Regions from separate parts of the Homo sapiens genome. Here regions 2, 3 and 4 are each linked to region 1. The links are chromatin contacts, found by Hi-C or POLR2A ChIA-PET in ENCODE. All regions are on one chromosome and are shown on one strand. The core of a region is the stretch at or near the end of the contact, and the rest is flanking DNA. Distances in the headings are between cores, read along the strand shown. Region 1 overlaps LOC105376387 (a long non-coding RNA gene). Region 2 holds the start of TASOR2 (transcription activation suppressor family member 2). Region 3 has its middle 11 kb from the start of LASTR. Region 4 has its middle 6.5 kb from the start of TRV-TAC3-1.

Region 1 (6,673 bases), core at 2,418-4,917:
TTATGTTAATTTACTTACACCATATTCTTTTTTTTTTTTTTTTTTTTTGACAGGGTCTCACTCTGTTGCCCAGGCTGGAGTGCAATGGCTTGATCATGGCTCACTGCAGCCTTCACCTTTGGGGCTCAAACAATCCTCCTGGCTCAGCCTCCCATGTAGCTGGGACCACAGGCATGCACCACCACACTTGGTTAATTTTTAATTTTTTTTTGTAGAGACAAGGTCTCACTTTGTTGCCCAGGCTGGTCTTGAACATCTGAGCTCAAGCCATCCTCCCATCTCAGCCTCCTAAAGTGCTCGGATTACAGGTGTGAGCCACTGCACAGCCACCACTTTCTAATATTAAAAGGGATGGATTGCGATTTTCCCTATTTTATGTTTGCCCAAATTGATATATTAAAAGGCTACCTTTTTCTCAAGGTCAGAGAGCCTAGTGGCAGAGCTAGGATAAACCTGAGAAATCTGACTCCAGAGTTTAATTCTTTTTTTTTTTTTTTTTTTTTTTTGAGATAGAGTCTTGCTCTTGTTTCCAGGCTGGGGTACGGTGGCATGATCTTGGCTCACTGCAACCTCCACCTCCCAGGTTCAAGCGATTCTCGTGGCTCAGCTTCCCAAGTAGCTGGGACTATAGGTGCCCGTCACCATGCCTGGCTAATTTTTTGTATTTTTAGTAGAGATGGGTTTTCACCATGTTGGCCAGGCTGGTCTCGAACTCCTGGCCTCAGATAATCTGCCTGCCATGGCCTCCTAAGGTACTGGGATTACAGGCATGAGCCACCACGGCTGGCCCAGAGTCCAATTCTTAACCATCACGCCATGTTGTCTCCTTCTGATACAGCAGAGCCCATTCTCCCATATTGGTAACATTTTCCTTAGAATATCAATGGACAGGTCTATCTGCACAGTGACTCAAGTGCAAAAACTGGAGCTTCTTCCACACTTTAACACATTACAATGCCAGTGAAAATAGGCATCTATTCCTGTACCCTTATGTATCTCACATGTCTTTATAGAATTGGGTTGACAACTTGGAACCATTCTAAATTCTGAACATTCTAGAACATTCCAATTCTGCGTTATGTGTCATCCAGCAGATGAGGAAAGAAAATCAAAAGCTTTAGGATGATAAATTCCTTTATTATCTTGTCCCTTAACTTCTATCTTCTGACCTAACTTCTAGGAACAACTCTCCTCTTGTACTGTACGCAATAGTTCTACTTAAAGACTGTTCCATGAAAGGAACAAGCTCTCATGACTCTCCATGCCTTCACCAATGGGCTAATTGCTGAACACATTCACTAGTTTTTTTTTGGAGAATATAAATTACTGTGGTCAGTAATCAAAAGCCAATGGACAGTGTTTCTCTTGAGTGGCTGTATTACCAATCATGCTTTATTTTTATTCTCCTTCCTTCCTTCCATAGGGGAGGAAAGACTTTTTCTCTCTCCTGTTAGGTTCTGTGGTTGGTCCTGAGAATTAAATAGACAAAAGACAGGTTAATAGGAGGGAAAGCATACAAATGTTATTTGATACTAATGTGTTTATGTGTATATGGGGCCTTTCATATGTAAGAAATGAGAATTCAAAGAGGTGAAAAGGCACAAGAACCTATATATCATTTTAACAGATAATAATAAATTATGGAGACATGGACAGTCAAGGGAGAAAGGGGTTTGGGTTTGGGGAGGCAAACCATGGGACAGTTACTAAGAAATACATAGGGAAAATTAATGGAAGGCAAATATAATTTTAGTAGGCTTGTTTGTATGGATTCATCTCAGCTTCGACTCCCCATCTCTGACAAAAATTCTCTCCTCTTCCTGGCACCTGGGGGGTACTTTTCTTACAGAAAATTTATGCCCCACTTTTATATACATAGAAAGTGGGGAGACAGCTCTTCCTGGATCTGCTATTTCTCAATCATCTTCAGCTCTAAATAATCTTCCTGGATCTGCTGTTTCTTGATCATCTACAGCTCAAAATAATCAATGTCCCAAAATAATATATTTTGGGGTGGCATACTATGACCCCTTTCACGTGTTTTCTTCTCATCTTTTTCTTCCTTTCTTTCATTCTTGTCCTTCTTTCATCTTTTTTCTCTTTTCTTTTTTCTATTTTTTGTAGCCTCTGGTTGTTTTTACATCACATTTTAACTAAATAAAGCAATAAAACTGTTTCTTCTGATTGTTTTTGCAGCAAGTATTCATCACATTTATAACTAAATAAGACACTAAAATGATTTCCATCTTGAAGAAAAAAGTGCTTCAAAATAAACACAATGATACCTTAAAATTGAACCACAATTTCTACCTGTTTCTCTTCCAATTGTTTGTTGAGGTTTCTGATGAGAATCGCTGGGTTGGCTTGGCAGAGAGACAGATCCTGAAGCATCTATTTCTGTTTTCTGCTTCTGTTTTGGCTCGAATTCTGGGTCTACCAGTAGTCTAAATGACCTCCACTTCCTCACTTTGACTCTACATACGTCTGACTGGCTGTGTTTGAGCCTGCCATACAAACAGAGGTGTGCAGTTCTCTTTAAACACCACTGTTCCATATATTTTCTTTCATACGATATTGAGTTAGACTCAGCAACCACCCCAATTATTCTGCCAGTTTTTCTTTATTATGCTTGACAACTACTTGGTGAGAGAATGGATTTTTCTTTGTGAAGTCAGCACACAGCCGCCGGTTGATTCTCTGAGAGAACAAGATATTTCACGAGTAACTGGATAAATGGGCCAACCTGACAGGACAGCAGGCCCTTGCCTCCAACAGTGCAAGAGAGCCTCTGTCAAGAGACCATGGCATTCCTCCCGTTTGGGAACTGATGACAGGATGGCTACAGTAAGCTGCAGCCAGATATTCTGCTAAGGAAACGAATAAGCAGAGAGATGAATATTTTGTATGCTTCCCATGTGTTCAGCTCTATCAGGCAGTCTCTCACACTTTATCTAATACATCTTCTCTGCTCTTCTTGACATAAAATTATCTTAAATTTTTACATGCAGAAAACTTATATATAAGGAACTAAAAAAATTAATCTGTTTAAAAGTTATACAGTGCGCAAGTGAGAAGCCAGATTTCAAAGAGAAACCAAACCTCTTGGAAACTTTGAAGGCCGACAGCATGGAGGTGGTTTGAGTGGACCCCAAACGGATGTGAACTGCCTCCTGACACTGGCCCAGTAAATGACTGGTTGTGGTGTACTGAGATAAACACTTTTAATTATTTTAAATATGAAGTAAAATCTAGAAAAAAATGTCCAGCAGAAAAAAAAAAAAAAAAAAACAACAACCAGCTCTTCTGGTTGTCATGGAGATAAGCCATTTAGCACTGCAAAGCCTTCCATGGGGAAGCAACGGCAATGGAGATTTCCAACTCCCAAGAACCGCATTCAAGGAGAGTTTCAACTTCCACTTGTCTTCCGAGGTCTGTTGTCTCTGAAAAAAAAATTTGTTGGGGAGGTAGGTATTTAAACTCATTTCCTGGGATAGAAAATCTAAGTAGCACATGCATATCCACAGAGCTTTGTTTCAGGACCCATAATGGGAACAAGTTTCCATTTCCTGTGAGGTGTGTACATAGTGTGTGTGTGTGTGTGTGTGTGTGTGTGTGTGTGTGTGTTAGAGAGAGAGAGAGCACCAATGAGCTCTCTAGAAACCATCGGAAGTGCCAGCTTGTAGAAGTAAACATAAAGCCCAGGCAAAGGACGAAAGAGAAAAAATTAGTTTGTCTCTAAAAGGAAACAGCCTTTAGATAGGAATGCATGTGAATCAGAAGAAACATGAAACTCTCATTCCTGGCTATACCATCTGCCCCACTTGTGAGGCACCGGCTAATTGTTGAGACACTGCTAGTGAAAATTGTGCAGGTTCACAGACTCTTAGGCAGCTGCTGTTTAGGGAAGTGTGGCGGCCGAGGGCCGACCTGGACTTCCGTTCTGGGAACTGGGGCTTCTCAGGAGAGTGGGTTTAGGGTAGCTGTGGCATGGAGGGTCCACAAGTTTCAGAAAATAGTGCCAGAGTGAAGTTACACTGGAGAAGAAGAGGTGGTCATACTACGGCATTCATTGCAAGGATGGAGACAAGGAGGTGAAGGCAGGCGGAGGCCCAGGTGCCAACTGATAGAGACAGGAGTACAGAGAAGACATGAGGGAGGATGGATAGAAGACAGAGTGGCTGAGGTTCCCTGCTGTGCTGAAGTTTTCAACGCAGTGCCTAAGCCTTAGCCCTTGGGTGGTGGGGAACAAGTCAAGCACACAAGGGGAATTAGAGAAGACCCACGCCTCCTTCTCTAGACGTGGAGGCAGGGAGTCAGGGAGGGCACATGGTTCATGTGGGTGCACACAGGAAATGAGAGAACGGAAACCACAAGTCAAGGGGCTTGCTGTCTTCTTGTCTGTTTGGATAAAAATAGAGCTACTGACTCAGCAGACAGTTTTCAACCTACCTTCAAGGCTCCCTGCTATAATTTTTTATTTCATTTCTTAATTTAAATTAGTTGATCACAGAAAAAGGCAGGTGATTTAAGCAGACCATATACTTCATTTAAGTCAAGGAACCATCATTGACACACCTAGCATTGTTGCATGCATATTCGTTGAAAATTCATCCATGAACTAACCATCATGATTAGGTACTGGTGATGGACAACTAAAATGATGGTAACTAAGTTAATGTACATTCCATATGTTATTCATTTCCAACATTTTTGATAAAGTAAGGAAATGGATAAGAGGGATACATTTTCAAGTCTGATAATGAAATAGATGTGCAAAACTGACAGTGGGACATATGTGGTTTTCAGAAGGAAAATGTTCATGAAAAAAGAGCTTCTCCATGATGGTCAAATGACAGGAAAGAAGCTGCATGCAGATGAGAAGAACTAGCACAAAGGGGAGTGTGAGAAGATGGGATAGCGGAAGCAGAGGTTGCATCAAACACTCGGAAGAGATCTTCTTATGAACATGACTATATCCATCAGTGTTTTCTCCTTCTTCTCCTAAAGAAGCAAGCAGACAAACAAACAAAAAACTAGAAGAATTTCCTAAGTCCTGCAAATTCAACTGTCCATGAAATTTAGAAATCAGATGATATGCTGACTTCAAAATACCTGTAGGGACTTTCAAAAGCCCCAAATAAGGCAGAAGCAGATGGAAGGAAGAGCAGTAGGAAAGAGTAGGAAAAATCAGAAGCTCAGAGAGTAATGAGTGGACTCATAAGAAGGAAAATTCAGGAAGATCCATAAAAATGCAAAAACTGATAGTCTGGTAGTACAAGAGCTATATTTCTCATTTGCAACAGTGGATATCTTGTGCCAGGACAAGGAAAGCTGGTGGTAGAAGTCACGATGGCCCCAGAAATGGAAATCCAGTCTCACACAGAAGAGCAATATTCACAGTGAGCATTCTGTTTCTGTGGCAGTGAAGGAATAAGCCCTTTGCTGTGAAGCCAGGACTGCCCTGCTTTGTCTCTGCCTATAGGACTAGTCTGCCAATAGCTGGGTCATAAAAAACCAAGTTTTTAATGATAAACAGTAAGAAAATTTATTGTGAATAAATATGTGGAAAAGATCTGCAAAGCTTTCCAACTGATACGGATTATTCTCCTAAAAACAGTGCCACTGAGCAAAGATGAACTGCAACCAAACATTTTGCCAGATTTTAAGGAGCATAATGAAGCAATTACTACTAAGAAGGAATGCCACAAAGTGGAAATGTAATAATTCCAGGAGAATGCCGAGAGACAACTGCAGGTTATAAGACAGGAATGAGGAGAACTCAGAAAATAAATAGAAGAAAAAGCGAAACCGTCATAGAAACGAAAAGGAAATCCAGTGGTCACAAGAGAGAATCGACGGCGTGATAAAAAGACAAAGAGTCCTGAAGGATAGAAATGAGAAAAATAAAGTAATATAGTAACATATAGTGAAAAAGCCCTAGAAAGAAAATGATAGATGTAAAATAAATGTCACTGGATTTTTTCTTTCTTTCTCTCTCTTTTCTTTCTTTTCTTTCTTTCTTTCTTTCTTTCTTTCTTTCTTTCTTTCTTTCTTTCTTTCTTTCTCTTTCTTTCTTTCTTTCTTTCTTCTTTCCTTCCTTCCTTCCTTCTTTCCTTCCTTCCTTTCTTTTTTTTTGACACAGAGTCTCGCTCTGTCACCCAGGCTGGAGTGCAGTGGCGCCATCTCAGCTCACTGCAACCTCTGCCCCCTGGGTTCAAGTGATTCTCCTGACTCTGCCTCCTAAGTAGCTGGGATTACAGGTGCGTGCCACCACACCTGGCTAATATTTGTATTTTTAGTAGAGGTGGTTTCGCCATGTTGACTAGGCTGGTCTCAAACTCCTGACTTCAAGTGATCCACCCTCCTTGGCCTCCCAAAGTGCTGGATTACAGGTGTGAGCCACTGCTCCCGGCCAGAATTTTCAAAGATGAGTGAAATAGAACAAATAGGCAAGGCATAAGTTAAATAAAATGAAACAAATCTGCATGCTGAACAGGCATACTATGAGCCAGAAAATACTCACTGCAAATTGTCAGCATCAAAATATAATTTTGTGAAATTGTTGAACTAGAAAAAGGAAAGGAGACATCTTTGGGAAGCCAGGTAAAAATACTGTCACTAAAACAAGGGAACAAATAGGGCTGGCTTTAGATGTTTCCAGAGCAACATGAAG
Region 2 (6,759 bases), core at 1,376-3,875, 1.2 Mb after region 1:
TTTAACATGAGTGAATCTCAGAAACAATGTTTAACAAAAGTAACTCATAGAATACAGAATGACTTTATTTAAATAAAGTTCAAAAACAGGTAAGAGTAAACAATGCTAGTTAAGGATATCTATATAGGTGATAAAACTGTTTAAAAAGGCAAGGGAATAATTAACACAAAATTAATAATGGCCAGGGTAACGGGGGGCAGGGAACGCATTCCTCCTGGGGTAGAAACACACAAAAGGTTTCCAAACTAACTAAAGTTTCTAAAGCTTTTATTAATTTTTGTTATGAAATATACCATTAACATGTACTGACAAAAAGCATATTTATTACACAGATACGCTTTGTCAGTACATATTAATGACATATTTCACAATAAAAAATTTTTAAAGAAAAGGGAGATGTACATATTCTCTTAGAAGGAAAAACTCAAATAAATGTCTCTTCTCAGATTATATATTCAACACCATCACAAACAATATCCCAAGATTTTCTATAGGACTTAAAAAGATAGTTTTAATTTCTTCTGGAAGAAAAAATGCAAAAGAAAAACCCAAAGCTCTTTTTCAAAAGAAAGTACCAAAATATATTATAAAACTATGATAATTAAAATGCTACAGTAATAGTTACATGGGCGAAAGAAAAGAGAGCTCAGACTCAATAAAAACATCAGCAAATGATATGACCTGCCTAAAAAGATTTAACTTTTGTATTCACCAAGGAAGATAAAAATTAAAACAGAATGTTACTTTCAATTACTAGGTGGCTAAGATATTTTAAAAATACCATTATCATCCAGTGCTGGCTAGCATGGAGATAAAAACACATCTTTTGAGCGAGTGAACATAAAAAGGTACAATCATTTCAGGGCAATTTAGCAACATGGTTATCCAGCACTCTCATAAGGAGTCAATTCTACAGAAATACTATCATGACCACCTGAAGCACTGTTTATAACAGCAAGAGATAATCACTGCAGTATTGTCAGTTATAGGGATATCTTGAAAATAACTTGAATGTCTACCAACAGAAAAATGAAATTCACTTGATAAATACATGCCATATTGATCTATTTTTACTGAATAGATAGTATACTGTATTTAACAAACACCATGTCTCAGTCAAGTTCTTAGGCACTTCACCGATTTTAACCCATTTTAACAACTATGTTTGGACCACAGGAGATGCTTATAATCTCCCTTTAAAAAAATTAGTTACATTTGGGCAAATGTTCTGTATACACAAAACTTCAAATATACCGTCTTGGTCTTCCTTAACATAATTGTGGACCTTTTGTCACCCTTTTTCTGGCCTGGCTTAGTTATTTATTGATGTACAGTACAGGACATACCGCATACAGTCACCCATTCCTATAAGGCAGTTTTTCGACAGAAGGGTATTCTTGCACCGTTAGGGGACACTGCTTTGCTATAAACCTCCTAGGCAGGATTACCGCCAGGCTCACCCCTAGTTTTATTCAGGGAACACTGTAGACTCTAGGATCGCGAATGCCATTCCAATAATACCATACACTTGTACGCCACATATTTAAGTTTTGGATACACTTTCATAAACTTTTCTATTCTAATTGTACCTTACAGGGAGAATAAGGAAGAGTAAGCGTGGTTTGTTTAAAGTTACAGATTTCAAATAGACAAGAAGCGACTAAGAGAAACTTGAGAATTCCCAAAGTAATCTTCCTCAAAATTTCAGTCATCAACCCAGTTCTCCCACGAAACGCTGCTTGGCGCCGCCTTCAGACAAACTTCTGTGTTGCTCGCACCAAGTTATCCCAACGCGGCTTGCGCTTGCTGCTGAAATGACCCTCCCTTCGGAGAGACCTGTTTTACCCTAAAAAGAAAAGGTGGCGCATTGCCATGAAGTCTCGAGTAGCAGCAGGCTTCACGCAGAACCCGCAGGAAATGATTTCCCAGCCGGTGCAAACCCGAAGACGGAAACTTCAGCCAAGAACTTATCAGCATATCCCTGAGGACGCAGCTGTCCCCTGACAGGCGACGCAAACGAAACGCCTCAGAAAGGGGCAAGATGACACGGTTAGGATCTCCCTGCCGGCGACACCGAGCGCGGCCACAGGTTGTAGCGCAGGACAGAAGGTTGAGTCATCTAGAAGGCGCCGACCCCTCCCACCCCCTCACCCGGAGCGCGGCAAAAGGCAAGGAGAACGCGTCGACCCTCGCAGCCAAGCCCCGGCAGCTGCCCGAGCGCTCGGCCTCGGGGACCCGCCGTCCTCCTCGCAGGGTTCCCGGGCGCCCAGGCCGAGGAGGGACTTACCCGTCCTTGGCGTGGCCGCCGCCCCCGAGGACCTGAGATCCCGGCTCGGCCTCCTTCCCATGCTTCTCCCGGCCGTGCTCTGCGTCCTCCCGGGCCCTCGCGACACCGGCGCACGTGGGAAGCACCAGTCGCCGGCTCCGCGCTCCCGCGGGGACCCCCCTCAGGGGCACGCCGTCCGCCCCAGCCCCGGGGTCCTCGCCGCGGGCGCTGACAGGGACGCCGCGGCCGCCCGCGCTCTGTCTCCCGTCAGGGTCACGGGCAAGAGGCAACCCCGGGACGCCCGGCAGCCTGCGAGAACATGCCGACTTTCTCTCTGACCGGCGCTAGCAACCGGAAGCAAAACCTCGCGGCCAAAGGAAAAGAAAAGGGGAGGGGGGGGCAAAAAAAGAAAGTGAAAACTGAAGTGAGGCGTCTCCCTCAGAGATGGGAACCAATCGCCGGGAAGAAACCAAGGCGCAGGCGCGGACCGAGGTCAGCGTCCACGCGGCGCTCGCGTCTCCCCTCTGCGCAGGCGTAAGGCCACAGCTCGCTCCTGATTAGGCGGCCGATCCCAACGAGCGCGTGGTGTCTCGCGTTGCCGACCCTTGACAGGAGGCGGAAGATGCCCTTGGGAAGAGGCGGGAGACGCTCTCTCGGCTGACCTACAGTGCTGTGGCTGTGGCCCACGTGGTCGCCTTCGGGCGCCTTCTCCCTTCTCAGCGTTTCATTCCCCAGGTGCTGCTGCAAGAACAGTTTATTTGTCTGGCCCGAATGCGACATTTTGGAAATTTTGCCCTTGTTTTAATCCATATAGTAGGTGTGGCTGTTACCCCCTAGGAAAGCATCTCTAGAAATTTATAACACATGCACAGAGAGCTAAGGTGACCATCAATAAATTCAGGTTTACCCTTGCCCATGATAAATAGTCATGCAAACATCATTTAACTGTAGGGACACCTTATGAGAGAGATGCCTCATTAGGCAATTTGGTCCTTGAGTGAACATCACAGAAACCTAGAAGCATAACCTACTACATACTTACACCATAAGCCATAGCCCATTACTCCTGGCTACAAACCCATGCTATATGTTATTGTACTGAATACTGTGGACAATTATAACACAATGGTAAGTATTTGTATAAGCATATCTAGACATAGAAAAGGTACAATAAAAATACAGTATGAAAAATAATGGTACACCTGTGTAAGGCATTCTCACGAATGGACCTTGCAGTACTGGGAGTTGCTCTGGGTGAGTCTGTGAGTGAGCAATGAGAATGTGAAGGTCTGGGACATTACTGTACACTCTTGTAGACTTTATAAACACTGTACACCTAAGCTACACTGAATTTATTTTTTTAAATTTTTTCATAATTAACCTTAGCTTACTGTAACTTTTTAACTTTTTAAAACTTTTAAAAAACTTTTTAAGACTCTTTTGTAATAACACTTAGCTTAAAACAAACACATTGTACACAAATATTTTCTTTATATCCTTAATCTGTAAGTTTTTTTCTATTTAAAAATTTTTTTAATTTACTTTTTAAACTTTTTTGTTAAAAACTAAGACACAAACACACATTAACCTGGGCCTACACAGGGTCAGGATCATCAACATCATTGTCTTCACCTCCATTTTGTCCCACTGGGGGGCTGGGATTACGGTGGAGCCACTGCGCCTGGCCATGTGTGCTGTACTTTTATATGACTGGCAGTGCAGTAGATTCATTTACACCAGCATCACCACAAACATATGAGTAATGTGTTGCTGTACGAAATTAAGATGGCTACGACATCACTAGGCAATAGAACTCTTCAGCTCTATTATAATCATATAAGATCACTGTTGGATATGTGGTCTGTTGTTAACTGAAACATTAAGTGACATATGACTGTACCAATGAGAGAGATTAAGTGCTAATGAACATGTATCATGAGTCAAGCACTGTGCTGGTAATACCAAGAGATTCAGTCATTGTGTTTACTGTTTACTGTAACCAGGTGCTGTAATAGACACTGGTTTTACAATCATGAACAAGCTAGATAAGGACCCTGCCTATAATGGAATTTATTCCAGAGGTGAGTGACAAACACAGGTAAATCACCACGACAAGAAAATAGAATCTCAGATAACAATACATGCTGTGAAAACTCACTGGAAATGCTAGTGGATGGGACTGGGGGCTGGAGGCCAAGGGCAGAAGTAGTGGAGCTACAAGATCTTACTGAAATGGGCACATCTGAGGTCAAACCCTAAAGATCAAAACTGATAGAACCAAAGCTTGGAATACGTGGAGGAAGAGCTTTCCAGGCAGAAGGGAAAGCAAGTGCAAAGGACTTGAGAAGTGAAATGAAACCTATTCAAGAACAGAAGAAGGCTGACTGTGGAAGTAGAGAGTGAAGTACAACAACATTTTAATAGTGCACAAAACCGGAATGTACAACTCCATGATTTATCACAAGGCAAATATTCATGAAACCAACACCCCCATCAAGAAATAGAACATTGCCAGTACCCCATCCCTCTTCCCTAGCCTAAGCACTATTCTGACTTCCATGGTACTCTCTTCTTTGCTTTTAAAAGTAAGTTTGCCAACTAAATATGCACCCTGAAACTTTATCATTTAGTTTGCTTGTGGTTTGAACTGTATATAAAGTGAATAATTTTGTGCCTGCTTGTGAGACTCACTGTGTTTTTGGGTGTACTTGTTCTTTCGTTTTCATTGCTGTATATGTAGGCGTGAATGTAACACATTTGCTTTACCCATTGTATTATTGATGGACATTTGGGCTGTGTCCAGTTCTTGGCTATTATAAATAATACTTTTGTGATCATTCTCATTTACATCTCTTGGTGTACATGGGCACTCATTTCTGTTGGATGAAAACCTAGGATTGGGATTTTGGAATGCTAGACATGATAATTTAGATTTTTGTTTCTGCAAATATTTATGCCCTTATTCCCCACGGTTGGCCAAGTTTCCTTCTCTACTTCATTGACGTTGGGCTTGGTCTAAGAGAGGTCTTTTGGCTGATAGAATATCAGCAGACATGACACAGCAGGATTCTTCAGTGTGCTCGTGCTGTTTGAGTTGGCTCCTGTGCTCAGGTGATTCATATGTGGAGAAAATATCTCGCGTAGCTGTTGTCTCTTCAGCCTGAGTCTCCAGAACAAACCTATGTGGAACAGATGTGACACCAACCCACAGTCCAACACACTTTGGATTAACAGAGCCTTAGACATCCTGAAGATCAAGGATTCTGAAAGTTAATGCTGTTATCAAAAGCTAACCGAGTTTGGGGTGATTTATTATAGGGCATTATTGTGGCAATAACAAGGGCATATGTTCAACTTTAGCAGATCATTTCAAACTTTTTGCAAGCTGGTTTTACTAAGTTATACAGTTCCACAAAGATAATTCTAGTTCGTCTACATCCCTGCCAATACTTTTGAATTGTAGCCACTCTGAAGGGTGTGTCATGGTTTGAATTTGCATAGTATACAATGTTGTTCTTTTTCAAGTATGTTTGGCTATTCTAAGTCTTTTTTTTTTTTTTTTGAGACGGAACGTCACTCTTGTTGCCCAGCCTAGAGTGCAGTGGTGCAATCTTGGCTCACTACAACCTCCGCCCCCCACCCCCAGCCCCTGTTCAAGCAATTCTCCTGCCTCAACCTCCCTAGTAACTGGGATAACAGGTGTCTGCCACCACGCCTGGCTAATTTTTTATATTTTTAGTAGAGATGGGGTTTCGCCATTTTGGCCAGGCTGGTCTCAAACTCCTGACCTCAGGTGATCCACCCGCCTCGGCCTCCCAAACTGCTGCGATTACAGGCATGAGTCACTGCACCCGGCCCATCTATTCTAAGTCTTTTAAGTTTCTGTATACATTTTAGAACCAGCTTATTTTCTACCTCAAAAACAACCTGTTGGGATTTTGGTTGGGATTGTGCTGAATGTACATATCAATCTGGGAGAGAATTAACATCTTACTAATTGTCAAATTCTACTTATTCAGGTCTTTAAAAATTTCCTTCAGCAATATTTATAGTTTTCAGTGTACAGCTCTTGCACATATTTTGTCATATTTATCTCTTTGTTTTTGATGTTATTCTTAATAGTACTAAAAATTTTTGCAATAATTTGTTGCTAGTATATAGAAATAAAATTGATTTTTCCATATTAACTTTATATCTTGTAGCTTGCCGAAATCACTTATTATATCCAGTAGCTATTTGTTTGCACATGTGTGCATTCTTTATGCTTTTTTAGGACATTTTCTGCAAATAAAAATAGTTTTACTTCATTGTTTCTAATTCGTATTTCTTTTCTCCTTATTGCATCAAGGCCATTCCATTAATGTAATGTTCAATATAAGGAGTGAAATAAAATATCCCTGACTCAAAAAAAAAAATCCTTGTCTTGTCTCTCATCTTAGTGCAAAAGCATTTAGTTTGTAACCATTAAGCATAATGTTAGCTTTGGTGTTTTG
Region 3 (6,976 bases), core at 3,935-6,434, 1.3 Mb after region 1:
CACCAGGAAAGCATGTGGGACCCATCCTGGCTGCCCAATAAATGGGCTTCAAAATAGCTTTGCTTAAGCTCCCTGGGGACACTCAGCCTCCCTGGCTCCTACTCCCCCATTTCTCGGTCACACAGTCCCAGCTGTGCCCAGGGAGAGGTTGTCACTCAACAGCCTGGGGCACAAGCCTATTTTTAGGTAGCCCCTGGTCTTCCCCAGCCACCTCCCCAAGAGCCCTCAGGTCCACCCTCCTGGGCTGACAGTGGCTGCATGTCCCTGGGTCTCCTTTAGGAAAGGTGGCCTCGGCTAGAAGCGTCCCGTGCCTAGCAGAGGAAACAGACAGGGAGTAACAGGAGAGGGGTCTTCTGGACAGAGAGGAAGTACTTGCTAAGTTCTGGGTGGGTTCTATGTGGAGTGGAGTTGGGGGACAACTGAGGCTGGTGACACCTGCCTTTATTCTGACTACAGGGGGTCCCAGAAGGCTGGGAAGGGGCCCCAAATTCAAAGAGGTTCTTTCCCTCAGGGCTGTGCAATTCTGTCGAATTCCTCATGACTCTCCTCCTCGCTTCCCTCACCAGTACATGGGTGGCCTTACTTGGTGGTAGGGCATAAAAGGGAAAAGCACTTGGAATGAGCGGCAGAGTGGCTGCCCTTTGATGGATCGCTTCTCTGGGTCTCAGTTTTCACATCTGTCCAGTGGGCATAATGAAATTCCAACCCCATCTATTGTGCAGGGTTGCTGTGAAAACACAACCTCGTACCTGAGGTCACAATGCCAGTGGGACATGATGTGTTTGCGTCACCTTCAAAATGCCCTCTGGTTTCTGGACAGGGATGCAGGAACAGTCCAGCACTGGAGAGAAGCTGCCTACTAGCTGAGTGCAAAGCCACGAGGGTGGTGCCTGTCACCTCGTCATTTTTCCAGTAGAGTCACACGTCAGTCTTCACCCACCGGTCTCTGAGGGCCCCTGGGTGAGGACCCCAAGTCTACGGTAGGAGGGGGCGCCTGGCTGTCATATTCTGCAGAGCAGACCTTGCTCTAGTGAACACTGAGGGTCTCTCGAAATGAAACTCTGATGTCAGTGCTCAAAGTCAACCCCCCAACAGGGGCAAGGAGGGGAATAAACAACAGCCAGGCCTGGGGAGCGCTCGCCCCTCCTGCCATGCGTGGCGTGTGAGTGAAGCCCCTGCCAGCATCAGGCCTCTGACATTCCCGAGGACATGGCTGCAGCCCCCGGAGGTGCTCCTGGTCCTGGAGCAGCCCCACCTGGTCCCAGGGGCTCAGGCTAGGTGAGCTGTGAGAGGGGAACTCAGAGCCAGCCCGGCCAGTGCCAGCTGTTGTTCCCCCGCCAGCTTGGCATCTCGAGGAGGGGTCATAACAAAAGAGACAGGGCCACTCCCTGAGCTGCAAGTTCTGGCCGGGAATCCAGTGGCGTCTGGGGGCCCCGCAGACAGCAGCCTGCCTTTCATGTGCTGAGCTGGGGGCCTGGAGGAAACATTTTCCATGCCTGCTGCCAAATTTCCTCAAAGAACAATGCAAGAGAAGATGCTGTTTTGCAGTCAGGGAAGCTGGAAGGGGGCGGTGGTGCAGGTTTCAGGAAGGTCAGAAGTCAGGCCATGAGCCTCTGGGAAGCTGCGCCCCCTCCCCTAGTAGAACAGGCATCCTGAGACTGTTCCCCTCCCGTGCCCAGGCCCTTCTCAGGGCAGGAGCTGCCGTCATTGTCATTTGCAGGGCACTTGGGCGGGTTGTAGGAAGCGGCTGCCCCAGCAGAGATGGCTGGTTTCCCCTGCTTCCCAGAGCTGTGGTGTCTAATTAGTGAGATGGAGGTGAAGGACACCTCTCAGTCATTGCTGCTGCTGCGAACAGCTGCCAACGTCATCACAAGGCATTTGTCAGGGGCCTGCAGGACTCACTGTAAGATGTGTGAACCCAAAAGTATCTGAGACAGGTCTCAATCCATTTCGAAAGTTCATTTTGCCAAGGTTAAGGACATGCCCGTGACACAGCCTCAGGAGGTCCTGACAACAGGTGCCCAAGGTGTTTGGGACTCAGCTTGGTTTTATACATTTTAGGGAGACATGAGACATCAATCAATATGTGTGAGATGTACATTGGTTTGGTCCAGAAAGGTGGGGCAACTCAAAGTGGGGGCTCCCAGGTTATAGGTAGATAAGAGACAAACAGTTGCATTCTTTTGAGTTTCTGATTAACTCAAATTAGCCTTTCACTGAATACACAATTTACATGTGAGAGAGGGGTAGGGGAACAATCACTGATGCCTCAGTCTGGCTCAGTGAATCTGCGTTTTTACATAGACAATAGAGCAGAGGAAACCATCACATATACACTGGTCTCATATGAACAGAGGGATGACTTTGAGTTCCATCTGTTCTTTGTCCACGAGGAATTTCCTTGTGGGTAAATTGTGAGCAAGGTATGTAAATTTTTGTCTGTGTAGTGATCTTATTTACGAATAAAATAGGAGGCAGGTTTGCCTGATGCAGTTCCCAGCTTGACTTTTCCCTTTGGATTAGCGATTTTAGGGTCCCAAAATGTATTTTCCTTTCACAGATGTTTTATGAAGACACTATCTCTGCTTTCTAGAAGATTCTAGTCTACATGGAAAAGGCAAGCAAGCATGGCAGAGTGAAAGGCAGCACTGTGGGTTAAGACCATGGACTCTGGAGTTTGCTGCCTGGTCTAAATCCCTAGTTACTTATGGGTCATGTACCATGCCTCAGTTTACCCCTCCAAAAATGAGGATGAAGATAACAACAGTGTCTCCTTTATGGAGTTGTTATAAGGATGAAATGAGTCACTGTTTGCAAAGCTCTTAGAACAGCATCTGGCGTCACACACCTGCAGTGTTTGCAAAATAAATAATACAAGAGTAAAATACAAAATTGGGCCTTGACAACTGGGATGAGACCACATTTAGTTTTGAAGATGAGGTTTGGCAGTTTTCCATCATGAGGGTTTTTTTTTCTAAGCATGGTTTCCATTGCTCCAAATCTGTTTTGGGTTTGTGGGAAAGGCAAATGGGAAAGAATGTGATTCTGAAATGCAGGGAACTTTACAAAGCTTTCAAAGATCACAGCTTCACCTTCCCGAGAGCAACTCCTGAAAACAGAGACCTGTGTTTCTGCAAAGCACTGTGCAAGTCGCCTCTCCAACAAGTCTGGGTGGATGGAGAAGTTTCCAGGCTCCCCTGAAATCAACACTCTCGTGTTGATGGGGAGAAATTAAGAACAAGAGGATTTGGCTAAGGTCCCAGCGTGCGATGGCGTCTGAGCTGAAGTGCTGGGCTGCCTACAGAAATCTCTTCTAGAGATTGAGCTGGAGTAGGATTTCTCTCCTCTGAACAAGTAGATGATTATACAATGTTCCATTCTCAGGGGGTAAAGCCCTCTCCAGTCTTCCCAAGACCCAGTGAAGAAGAAGAGAGGGTTCCTAGCTAAGGAAGGGAGACAAGGGTGGTGGCTTTCCACGGCTCCCGCACGTGCTGGGTGTGAAGCTGGTAGTGGAAGTGTGTTTCCTCAGCAGCTGTGAGTCCTCAGAATACTGGGTCCCCACGGACCAGCCAGCAGAGGGACAGCCCTTCCTTAGTGGGGCTCTCCAAGGGCCATAGGAGCACCATGGGCTGGTGCATGTGGCCTCGGGCTGCTCTGGGGAGAGGGTCATTGGTCCCTCTTACTCACCTCCTGTCGGGAGTGGCCAGACACAGCCTGACCATACAAGGGTGACTAGGAGTTTAGGTTCGAGAGTATTGAGGGTGGCCAGGCATTCCGAGTCCAGGGCCCTCCAGGCAAAAACAACTCATCAACCTTTTGAAAGCAACAGCTGAGTCACTAATACCATTAGCAACCAGAATTTGCACTTTCGGTGTGCCGGCATTCTTCTGAGTGTTTTACCTAGAGTCACTGACTCAATTCTCACTGAAACCCTAGGAGGGAGGCAGTGCTATTGCCTCCATTGTATAGATGAGGCAACTGACACTCAGAGAGGTGAAGTAACTTCCTCAAGGATACACAGCTTATAAACACTGGGATTCACACCCAGTTAGTTTGGCTCCAGCATTCCTGCTTTTGACCCCAACATTACACAGCCTCTGATTTATACAATTACAAACATTTTAAATACTGGAAGCTGAATTCAAACTGCATCCACCAACTTGACTTCTAAGACCCCATACACTTTACCTGAGGGGTGCTCAGCCACCAGGCAAAGAATGGGCTGCAGTGACACACTGGCACACGTGCCTCCCGCTTGCGTCTGTGTTCTAAGCTGCTGCGTCCCTGTTGATGTGCACTGAGCTTGCGAGTGATTTGGACTCTCGAGACAATTTCTTTTTTCTTTTCTTTTTTTTTTTTTGAGACGGAGTCTCGCTCTGGCTGGAGTGAAGTGGCGTGATCTTGGCTCACTGCAACCTCCACCTCCTGGGTTCAAACAATTCTCCTGCCTCAGCCTCCCAAGTAGCTGGGATTACAGGTGCCCGCCACCATGCCTGGCCATTTGTTTTTGTATTTTTAGTACAGACGGGGTTCTACCATGTCGGTCAGGCTGGTTTCAAACTCCTAACCTCAAGTGATCCACCTGCCTCAGCCTTCCAAAGTGCTAGGATTACAGGCCTGAGCTACCGCGCCCGGCCTCTCGAGACAATTTCTGTTCAGCCAACTTTTCCTATATCTTTCTCAAAATTATTAGTTTCCGCCCACTGTTCCAATCGAATATGGTCTCTTTTATGAATACCAGCTCTGTCGCCTGCAGCACATTTGCTCTCCCTGGAAGCTTTGGGTCATTTGTGGATCTGGACAGCGTGTTTTCACTGAAGCCGCTGGGTGAGAACAGTGGAGGCGCAGGCGCAGGCTGGGGGCTGGGCAGACACTTCCTTTAGGTGCTGCTGTGTATTCAGCTATGGATCCATCCACTGTGCACTCCCATCCAGCCGGTTTGTCCCAGAGGTGGTGGTAGGGAAGTTCCAGGACATTCCTGTTTCCTCCGCTGCCTTCTCTCTTAGCTGAGCCCTTTCTCACCTTTCCTCCCAGACCCTGTTCCCTCCCCTTACTTGCGGGGCATCCTCGGGGACAGGTTCTGAAACCACAGCTGTGGGCCAGCGTTCCACCTATTGTCTGCGAGCCAGCAGAGCAGAACAAACCTGCCTGAGATTCTCATTACAGCTTGTGATTTGGGAGACGGGCCAGCTGCGGCTGTTGCCAGGGCAACCAGTGGTGCGGAAAAAGGTAACAAAAAAGAGCCTGGAGCCTCTTGACCGGACTTCAGGAGTGAAGGAGTGGAGGGGAGGGCTCGGGCTTGCCATTCAGGAGCGATTGTTGACATGTCAACTGCAATCCCTCTGCCCCTCTCCAGGCCGGGACAGCCCCCAGCACAGCGCCCTGCCATGCACCACCAGCATGTGCCTGCTCTGTGTCTGTGTTTTCAGGGGTCCACTTGGCCCTGCGTAGCCTTTTCTCTTTTATGCATTTCCCCACTCACACTTGAATGTCTTCAATTCCTTCCTCCCTTTCTCTCATTCTCTTCTGCAGCCCCTTTCCCTCTCCTTTCCCACGTACCAGAACATCAGCCTCAAAAGATTAAAAGAAAATTAGCCAGGGGTGGTGACACGTGCCTGTAATCTAGCTACTCAGGAGGCTGAGGTGGGAGGCTCTCTTGAGCTCAGGAGGTGGAGGCTGCAGTGAGCTGTGATTGTGCCACCGCACTCCAGCCTGCGCGACACAAGTCCCCATGTCTCTAAAATAAAATTTAAAAAAATAATAAAATGAAATGTAAATAAGGCACGGGAGGGAACTGATGGTCCTGTGCTGGCAGATCCTGCGGCCTCAGCACCTAAGCGGCCAATGGGCAAAGGTGGTGAATTCAGCCTGTCTAGATAACCTGTGATTCATTGGTTGGGCAGTGATTTGTGACGAGCCCTGGGACGGTTTCTTTCCAGTTACCCACTGGACGTCTTGTGCTGCCATATCCTGGGGAGCCAGAGGGGGGCATTTTCCTTTGAAGGCTTTGAGAGTCATAGCCAAGCCCTTTTCTCCATGGCGTCCCTCCCTGACCCCACCCAACATTTCAGGAGTTAACCTTCCTAAGAGCCGAGCTCTGGCCGTTTTACTCATCGAAGAGGGAATCCCCTACACATTTTAGGTACTCACGCAGCTCGCTTGCCTGAGCACAGGCTTCGACCTTTACCTCACTTCTGGTAGGAGGTCTGTTTCATTCCCATCCAATCTGCAGGTTTTTCCCTAATCCCTTAAGGAAGCAGTAACTTCATGTTTCTCAGAATATCCTGATTGGAAGAATCACTCGGCAGCTTAGAGCACAGATTCCTGAGCCGCATCTCAGACCTACTGAATCAGAAACTCTGGGGAAGTTATCTGGGAATCTGCTTTAGAAAAATTGCCCCCGGTGATGCTCATGTTAGGAGAGGTTTGGGGAACAAAGCCCAAGTGCTGATTTTCGCTTCTCGGGCTCAGCACTTGGGTTCTGTCTGGGCCTCAGGGTACTCTTTCATCTGCAAGGTGGAACTGATCCTCACAGCTCTGCTATCCTGCCCACAAACTTCCCAGACCAGGGAGGCTCTGGGGAGGCATGGCCGGCCTGGTGCTGGCCCAGTGTGGTCAGGACTAGGTCATGCCCCTGTTGCCCATGGCTCACCATGCTGTGGATATCACATCCATCCATGCCTATTGGCTCATGGCAGCTTAAGCCCTAGAAAGAACAGGTGGGAGAACTTTAGCTCTATGTGCCCACCAGGGATCTCACACCTCCTGGCTGCAGGAGCTGGACGGGAGGTCACCTGGCTTTGATGTAAGCTGCCACCTCTTTATGCATCCATCCTGCGAGCACTTGACATGCTATTGCTCTGCGGCATCGTGGCAGCGCTGTATACCGAGAGGAATGCAGGGTTTAGGGCTCAAAAGCTCTGGTTGAATCCTGGCTGCCACTTGCTACCTGTGGGGTCCTGGAGCACTTCCTTTC
Region 4 (7,331 bases), core at 4,603-7,102, 1.1 Mb after region 1:
AAATTAGCCGGCTGTGGTGGTAGATGCCTGTAATCCCAGCTACTCAGGAGGCTGAGGCAGAATTGCTTGAACCTGGGAGGCAGAGTTTGCCGTGAGCTGCGATCGCGCCACTGCACTCCAGCCTGGGTGACAGAGCAAGACTCTGTCTCGAAAAAGAAAAAAGAAAAGAAAATCAGTAAATAAAAAAGAAAATCAGTAAATAAAGCTATGCGTAGTGGCACATGTTTGTAATTCCAGCTACTCGAGACTCAGATGGGAAGATTGCTCCAGCCCAGGAATTCGACACTGCAGTGAGCTATGATTGCACCATTTCACTCCAGCCTGGGCAGCAGAATGAGACCCTGTCTCTAAAAAAATAAAAATAAAAATAAAGGATTAAAACTAAAAATCAGGCCAGGCACTTTGGGAGGTCGAGGTGGGAAGATCGTTTGAACCCAGGAGTTCAAGACCATTCTGGGCAACATAGCAAGACCCCATGTCTACCATAAGTAAATAAATATCAACAAATAAAAGCAGGCCCTTCCTGACAAATTCTCTCAGCACTCTGTAACATTCCTTCCAGGTATTGACAATATTCGTTCATATGGTTTTTGAATAGCATCCTTTCCTACAAAACTGGAAGGTCCCCAAGAGCAGTGTCCATGCCTGCTGTGTGCCAGGCGTGGAGGAGATCCTCTGTGGATGTTTGCTGAATGAATGAATGATACAGGGGAGGAGCAGCGAACAAAGAGTCTGTCTTCACCTTCAAGAATCAACCTCTGAAAGAAGAGCCAGGGCCGGGTGTGGTGGCTCACACCCAGCACTTTGGGAGGCCGAGGCAGGTGGATCACCTGAGGTCAGGAGTTTGAGACCTGCCTGGCCAACATGGCAAAACCTCATCTCTACTAAAAGTACAAAAAAATTAGCCGAGCGTGGTGACGGGCGCCTGTAATCCCAGCTACTTGGGAGGCTAAGGCAGGAGAATTGCTTGAACCCAGGGGGCGGAGGTTGCAGTGAGCCGATATCACACCATTGCACTCCAGTGACAAGAGCAAAACTCCATCTCAAAAAACAAACAAACAAAAACAAGAAGAGCCAGGGCTGGGCACAATGGCTCACACCTGTAATCCCAGCAATTTGGGAGGCTGAGGCTCAAAGAAGATTATTTGAACCCAGGAGTTTGAGACCAGCCTGGGCAACATAGGGAGACTCTGTCTCTACAAGAAATAAAAAATCAGCCAGGCATGGTGGTGCACACCTGTGGTCCCAGCTTCAGGAGACTGAAGCGGGGGGGATCGCTTGAACCCAGGTCGAGGCTGCAGTGAGCTGTGATTGTACCACTGCATTCCAGCCTGGAAGACAGAACAAGGCTCTATCTCTAATATTAATAACAACAATAATAATACAAGAAGAGCAAGACTGGCATCACCATAAGACAAGTGCAGTGTGATAAGGACTACCAGAGAGCTAGAAAGGCGAGGCTGGAAGGGAAGTCTTCCTGGAGAAAGTGGAATGAGGGCCAAGACTTGAGGAATGGAAGGAAGTTGATTGGTGGAGAAGTTGGGCAGCTCTTTCTGAGCAGAGTCAAGATGTGGATGTGATAGCATGAAACTTGGCTGGCCAAGTAAGATGCCAGACCCCTGGTTATGTTTGAATTTCAGGTAAGCAATGAGTTATTTCTTGTTATCAGTAATGTCCCAAATAATTGCACAAAACCTATTTATTCTAAAAAAGTATTTGTGGCTTATCTGAATTCATGTTGAACTAGGTGGCTTATATTTTTGTTGTTGTTGTTTGTTTTCGTTTTTTTGAGACAGGCTCTCGTTCTGTCACCCAGGCTGGAGTGCAGTGTCACAATCTCAGCTCACTGCATCCTCCACCTCCTGAGTTCAAGCAATTCTCCTGCCTCAGCCTCCTGAGTAGCTGGGATTACAGACGTGCACCACCACGCCTGGCTAATTTTTGTGTTTTTTAGTAGAAATGGGGGTTTCACTGTGTTGGCCAGACTGGTCTCGAACCCCTGGCCTCAAGTGATCTGCCCACTTCAGCCTCCCAAAGTGTGGGGATTACAGGTGTGAGCCACTGCACCTGGCCTGTCTTGTATTTTTATTTGCTAAGTCTGGCAACCCTAGATGAGATGCTAATCCATGTGGCAATTTGGCTCTTTCTGAAAGGGCATAAATGAACTCTATTTCTTAGCTGACCACAGGAAAAAAAATGAGTTAAACTGAATTTGGAGCCCAGATTCTCAATCATTGCTGAAAGAATCAACCTCAAAATCTCAGGAACTTACCAGAGTAAATGTTTATTTCTCGTCTGTGAAATGTCTGACGTGGATGTTCTTGGTTCATGGGTTTTCCCTGAACCAAGATGGTTTTCCGCTGAGCGGTAAACTCAAGGACACAGGCTCCTTCTGCTGTGCAGTGTCACCAGCTTGGACTCCTTGGCTTCCAGTCACACAAACTGAGGAAAGAGACAGCAGGAGCTGTCACACAGCCCTTCTGTGGGCAGGCCTGCCAATGGCCTCAACTCTGGCCATGTTCCATTAGCAACACTAGGTGTGTGACTCCACCCAGATGCTGGGAGGGCCTAGAAATGTCATCTTCCTAGGCCGAGCGTGGTGGCTCACGCCTGTAATCCCAGCACTTTGGGAGGCCGAGGTGGGCAGATCACGAGGTCAGGAGTTCGAGACCAGCCTGATCAACATGGTGAAACTCCGTCTCTACTAAAAATACCAAAATTAGCCGGGCGTGGTGGCATGCACCTGTATTCCCAGCTACTCAGGAGGCTGAGGCAGTAGAATTGCTTGAATCCGGGAGGCGGAGGTTGCAGTGAGCTGAGATCCCGCCATTGCACTCCAGTGTGGGCGACAGAGGGAGACTCTGTCTCAAAAAAAAAAAAAAGAAAGAAGAAAGAAATGTTATTTTCCTGTGTGCCACAGGGCTCTGGGCAGTAAAGGACAGGTTGGTAGAATGGATGGACCACACCAGAGAGCTCTGTGTTTAAATCACAGCGTGGCCTATCATGGTGGCTCAAGCCTATAATCCTATGGGAGGCCTAGTAGGGAGGATCACTTGAGCCCAGGAACTCGAGATCAGCCTGGGCAACACAATGAGACCCTGTCTCTACAAAAAATTTTTAAATTAGGCCAGGTGTGGTGGCTCACACCTGTAATCCCAGCACTTTGGGAGGCTGAGGTGGGGGGATCACCTGAGGTCAGGAGTTCGAGACCAGTCTGGCCAAAATGGTGAAACCCTGTCTCTACTAAAAATACAAAAATTAGCTGGGCATGGTGGTGTGCGCCTGTAATCCCAACTACTCGGGAGGCTGAGGCAGGAGAATTGCTTGAACCTGGGAGGCAGAGGTTGCAGTGAGCCAAGATCACACCATTGCACTCCAGCCTGGGTGACAGAGCAACACCCCGTTTCAAAAAAAAAAAAAAATTTGCCAGGCATGGTGGTGCGTGCTTGTAGTCCCAGCTACTCAGGAGGCTAAGGAGGGAGGATTGCCTGAGCCCAGGAAGTCAAGGCTGCAGTGAGCTGAGATTGTGCCACTGCATTCCAGCCTGGGGCGACAGGAGTGAGAACCTGTATCCAAAAAATAATAATAAATAAATAAATCACAGCCCAGGTGGATTAGCCCCTTACCTTCAATCTTCTTGCTTGTAAAAAGGTCACAATACCTACCTTGCCATGTGGCTGTGAGAGGAAAGCCTGGCACACACAGAAGGTACATGATGACAAGTTGTTACTGTAGTATTATTTTGTTTGTAATCTGTCATTAAAGGTAATTCCGTGGCTTTCTGGGGAGTCCTGGTTTACCCAATAGGAACATGGAGCCATAGTATCAGATTGTTTTATATCTTAGATTTAAGACCTAGGCCGGGCGAGGTGGCTCATGGCTGTAATCCCAGCACTTTGGGAGGCCAAGGTGAGTGGATCACCTGAGGTCAGGAGTTCAAGACTGGCCTGGCCAAAATGGCGAAACCCTGTCCCTACTAAAAATACAAAAATTAGCCAGATGCGGTGGCATGTGCCTATAGTCCCAACTACTCAGGAGTCTGAGGCAGGAGGATTGCTTAAAGGCCAGAAGCGGAGGTTCCAGTGAGCCAAGATTGCGCCACTACACTCCAGCTTGATGACAAAGTGAGACTCCATCTCAAAAAAAAAAAAAAAAAAAAAAGATTTAAGAGCTAAAACCATCCAATGCAGTTGAGGCTCAGCAAAGCTCAGCAACTTGTCTGAGATCACATAGATGAGGGTCCTAAAATACACCTGGCCCCCTGCCCTCTTAGTAAACAGAGCGTCACCTTCTCCAAATGTCCACACTGTTACCTGGACCATTTCCACATAAAGAGATCAGGCTGTGTTTGCAAAGCTTCCTTCAAAGAGTTGGGAAATTTTCTTTCTGTCTCTTAAATATCAGTGACGATTATGCCTAGGCTGGAATTTTAACTTCCCATTCCAGTTTCCTGAATATAGTACAGTGAAAGAAAAGTCTAGAAATTTACTGACCTTTTCTCATTGGCTTGACACCATGCTTGACTTCTCAGTGGGGCTGAATTTCCCCTCCGGGGTCTGACTCACATTTTCCAGCACACAAAGCAACCCGTTCAATAATAACCAGACACTTTTACTGTTCAGATATCAATCTGGACCAAAAGTGGGTTGCTAATGACAATGAACAATCCACCAGCAAGGACCACACTTCCCCCCTGCTTTGTTTTTCAGTTTTCAACTTGGTTTCATTTTGCCATGACAAAAGAACTTGCTGGCCAGACACGGTGGCTCACACCTGTAATCCCAGCACTTTGGGAGGCTGAGGCGAGCAGATCGCTTGAGCCCAGGAGTTCAAGACCAGCCTACACAACATGGCGAAACTCTGTCTGTGCAAAAAATACAAAAATTAGCCAGGCGTGTGGGGCTTGCCTGTAGTTCCATCTACTTGGGAGGCTGAGGTGGGAGGATTGCTTGAGCCCAGGAGGTGGAGGTTGCACTGAGCTGATACTGTGTCACTACACTCTAGCCCAAGTGACAGAGCACGACCCTGTCTAAAAAAAAAAAAAAGAGGCCAGGTGTGGTGGCTCATGCCTGTAATCCCAGCAGTTTGGGAGGCGGAGACAGGTGGATCACCTGAGGTCAGGAGTTCTAGACCAGCCTGGCCAACATGGTGAAACCCTGTCTCTACTAAAAATACAAAAATTAGCCAGGCATGGTGATGGGTGCCTGTAATCCCTGCTACTCAGGAGGCTGAGGCAGGAGAATCACTTGAACCCGGGAGACGGAGGTTGCAGTGAGCTGAGATCGCGCCATTGCACTCCAGTCTGGGCCACAGAGCGAGACTCCATTAAAGAAAAAAAAAAAAAAAAAGAACTAGTCTGGGTGAGGTGGCTCACACCTATAATCCCAACACTTTGGGAGGCCGAGGTGGGCGGATGGCCTGAGCTCAGGAGTTCAAGACCAGCCTGGACAACATGGTGTAACCCCATCTCTATCAAAAATACAAAAATTAGCCTGGCATGGTGGCACACACCTGTAGTCCCGGCTACTCAGAAGGCTGAGATGGGAGAATTGCCTGAACCTGGGAGGCAAACATTGCAGTGAGCCGAGATCACACCAGTGCACTCCAGACTCGGTGACAGAGCGAGACTCTGTCTCAAAAAAAAAAAAAAAAGATCTTACTAAGGAGGCTGAAATGGCAGTGAGCCAGCAGCAGGCCCTGAGCTCACGTGACTATAAATTGGCCATGGCCAGCTCCGCACTGCCTGGGTTAATTTATCTTTACCGTGTTTTTCCAAGTGACAGGAGTGGTCAGGGAGAGAGAAGCAACTGACAGTAACATTAATTCACCCATCAGATGTCCCCAGCTTTGTGACCTATTGCAACAACCTCGGCCAATTTATTTTGTTGGCTTTTCCCATCTGCCAGCATCCAAAAATGAGACAAGCTGAAATAAAAACTCTTCCCAGGCCTTAGGGGTAAATAATAATTTCCTCTTTTCACCCAAAGACGAAGTGGTCCACTTCGCAGGCAAATCATTTTGCAGGCTTTCGGAGATGGCTTTCAACGTGTTTCACCCACAAACATCTGGAACCAGCTCTTCTTTACAAGTTATTTTCAGCAAGCAGCAAAATGCCATTCTGTAGTGTAGGAATTTCCACCAGGCACGTTTCAGGCTGCCTGTGTCGCCGTAGGGCAAATGACTACACAGATTGTCCTCCTGGACAGATTGGCAAGGAAAGATCTTCGATGATATGTTATATAACAAATGAAATGCCTATTCCTATAGTAAGGCTCAAAAAAACCTTTGATCAAAATTAGACCAGGTGTATGATTTTTCTTTTTTGGGACAGTGTCTCACTCTGTTGACCAGGCTGGAGTTCAGTGGTGCAATTACAGCTCACTGCATCCTCGACTTCTGGGGCTCAAGCAATACACCTGCTTCAGCCTCCTTAGTAGCTGGAACTACAGGTGCATGCCACTGTACGTGGCTAATTTTTTTGATTTTTAGTAGAGACGGGGTTTCCGTGTGTTGCCCAGGACAGTCTTGAACTCCTGAGCTCACTGAATCCTCCCGCCTCAGCCTTCCAAAGTGTGGGGATTACAGGCATGAGCCACTGTGCCTGGTTTCAGGTTTATGATTTGGAGTATGTATTTAGAGCAAATATTGTAAAAGGTGATCCCTCAAGAAAAAAGGAAATCATAGTCTCTTTGTTTGCTTCTGTCTCCAAAGAGGGAAGAGCAAAAGTCCTCAGCGATGTGGCTCCTTTGGACCAAGCTTCGTGGAAGATGAGAAGATCATTAGAAACCACCGACCTGAAAATGGGGGTTTCCTAGGACAATCAAGACTCACATTTGACTTTTTTTTTTTAAGATATGAGAGCTTCTTATTTTATCTCCTCTGAAATTAGTCACTAGTCTTTCTGACTACCAAACACAGCTAAACTGTATGTGCATATATATATATATATATATGGCTTCTGTCCCCCTACACAGAAAGGAGAGAAGAGAGAAGGAGAGAAGGAAATTATTACTTATGCAGGTGAAAGTAGTCAGCTGGGAGATTTCACATTTTCACTTAGCAGAGAGCGGGGAGGAGCTATTTTGATAGTACAGCTTCTCTTTCCATGGTGAAAGATAGATAACTTCTTCAAAGCTAAAACAAAGCTAAATACAGTTCTGGTTTAAAATTTAATATATGTAAGGCTCAACTTTATCACAAGTTCCAAGACTTAGATTTTAAAATAAAACTACCCAAAAAAGATAGCTAAAATAAGTGACTTACAGTTTTTTGTTTTGTTTTGTTTTGTTTGAGACAGAGTCTCCCTCTGTTGCCCAGGCTGGAGTGCAGTG

Evidence for each region. A loop is a pair of places that touch in the nucleus more often than their neighbours do. ChIA-PET counts read pairs that join two places held with the same protein, here RNA polymerase II (POLR2A). Pooled maps may share reads with other maps.
Region 2: a loop to region 1 is called in a map with no recorded cell type, with 7 times the contacts of the local background. The contact joins the promoter of TASOR2 here to the enhancer-like site in region 1. A Hi-C loop is called at or near these places in 3 of 37 single-sample maps with no recorded cell type and 3 of 50 pooled maps. POLR2A ChIA-PET finds 5 or more read pairs at or near these places in 1 of 52 experiments (activated T-cell).
Region 3: a map with no recorded cell type shows a loop between it and region 1 (10-fold over the local background). The contact joins two enhancer-like sites. A Hi-C loop is called at or near these places in 3 of 37 single-sample maps with no recorded cell type and 3 of 50 pooled maps.
Region 4: a map with no recorded cell type shows a loop between it and region 1 (18-fold over the local background). The contact joins two enhancer-like sites. A Hi-C loop is called at or near these places in 2 of 37 single-sample maps with no recorded cell type and 3 of 50 pooled maps.

Annotation. Positions count from the first base shown.
Region 1 is chr10:6,925,390-6,932,062 of GRCh38, reverse strand. All of the region lies in intron 3 of LOC105376387 (a long non-coding RNA gene), which reads left to right. Among named protein-coding and RNA genes, the nearest start is that of LINC00707, 150 kb to the right of the region's middle. RefSeq lists enhancers at 3,928-4,017, 3,749-4,168. Within about 2 kb of position 3,667, at least 13 of the 41 ENCODE cell types and tissues checked have a DNase peak (open chromatin) inside an H3K27ac peak, as active enhancers do.
Region 2 is chr10:5,680,704-5,687,462 of GRCh38, reverse strand. It overlaps TASOR2 (transcription activation suppressor family member 2), which reads right to left and starts at 2,625. Exons shown (of 22, transcript NM_001321783.2): 1 at 2,288-2,625. RefSeq lists enhancers at 1,782-1,961, 2,582-2,691, 2,832-3,071 and silencers at 2,182-2,231, 2,272-2,531.
Region 3 is chr10:5,581,964-5,588,939 of GRCh38, reverse strand. No RefSeq gene overlaps it. Among named protein-coding and RNA genes, the nearest start is that of LASTR, 11 kb to the left of the region's middle. RefSeq lists enhancers at 712-1,519, 3,202-4,401, 5,008-5,536. Within about 2 kb of position 5,184, at least 7 of the 41 ENCODE cell types and tissues checked have a DNase peak (open chromatin) inside an H3K27ac peak, as active enhancers do.
Region 4 is chr10:5,843,609-5,850,939 of GRCh38, reverse strand. No RefSeq gene overlaps it. Among named protein-coding and RNA genes, the nearest start is that of TRV-TAC3-1, 6.5 kb to the left of the region's middle. RefSeq lists enhancers at 4,737-4,836, 4,987-5,036, 6,651-6,950. Within about 2 kb of position 5,852, at least 6 of the 41 ENCODE cell types and tissues checked have a DNase peak (open chromatin) inside an H3K27ac peak, as active enhancers do.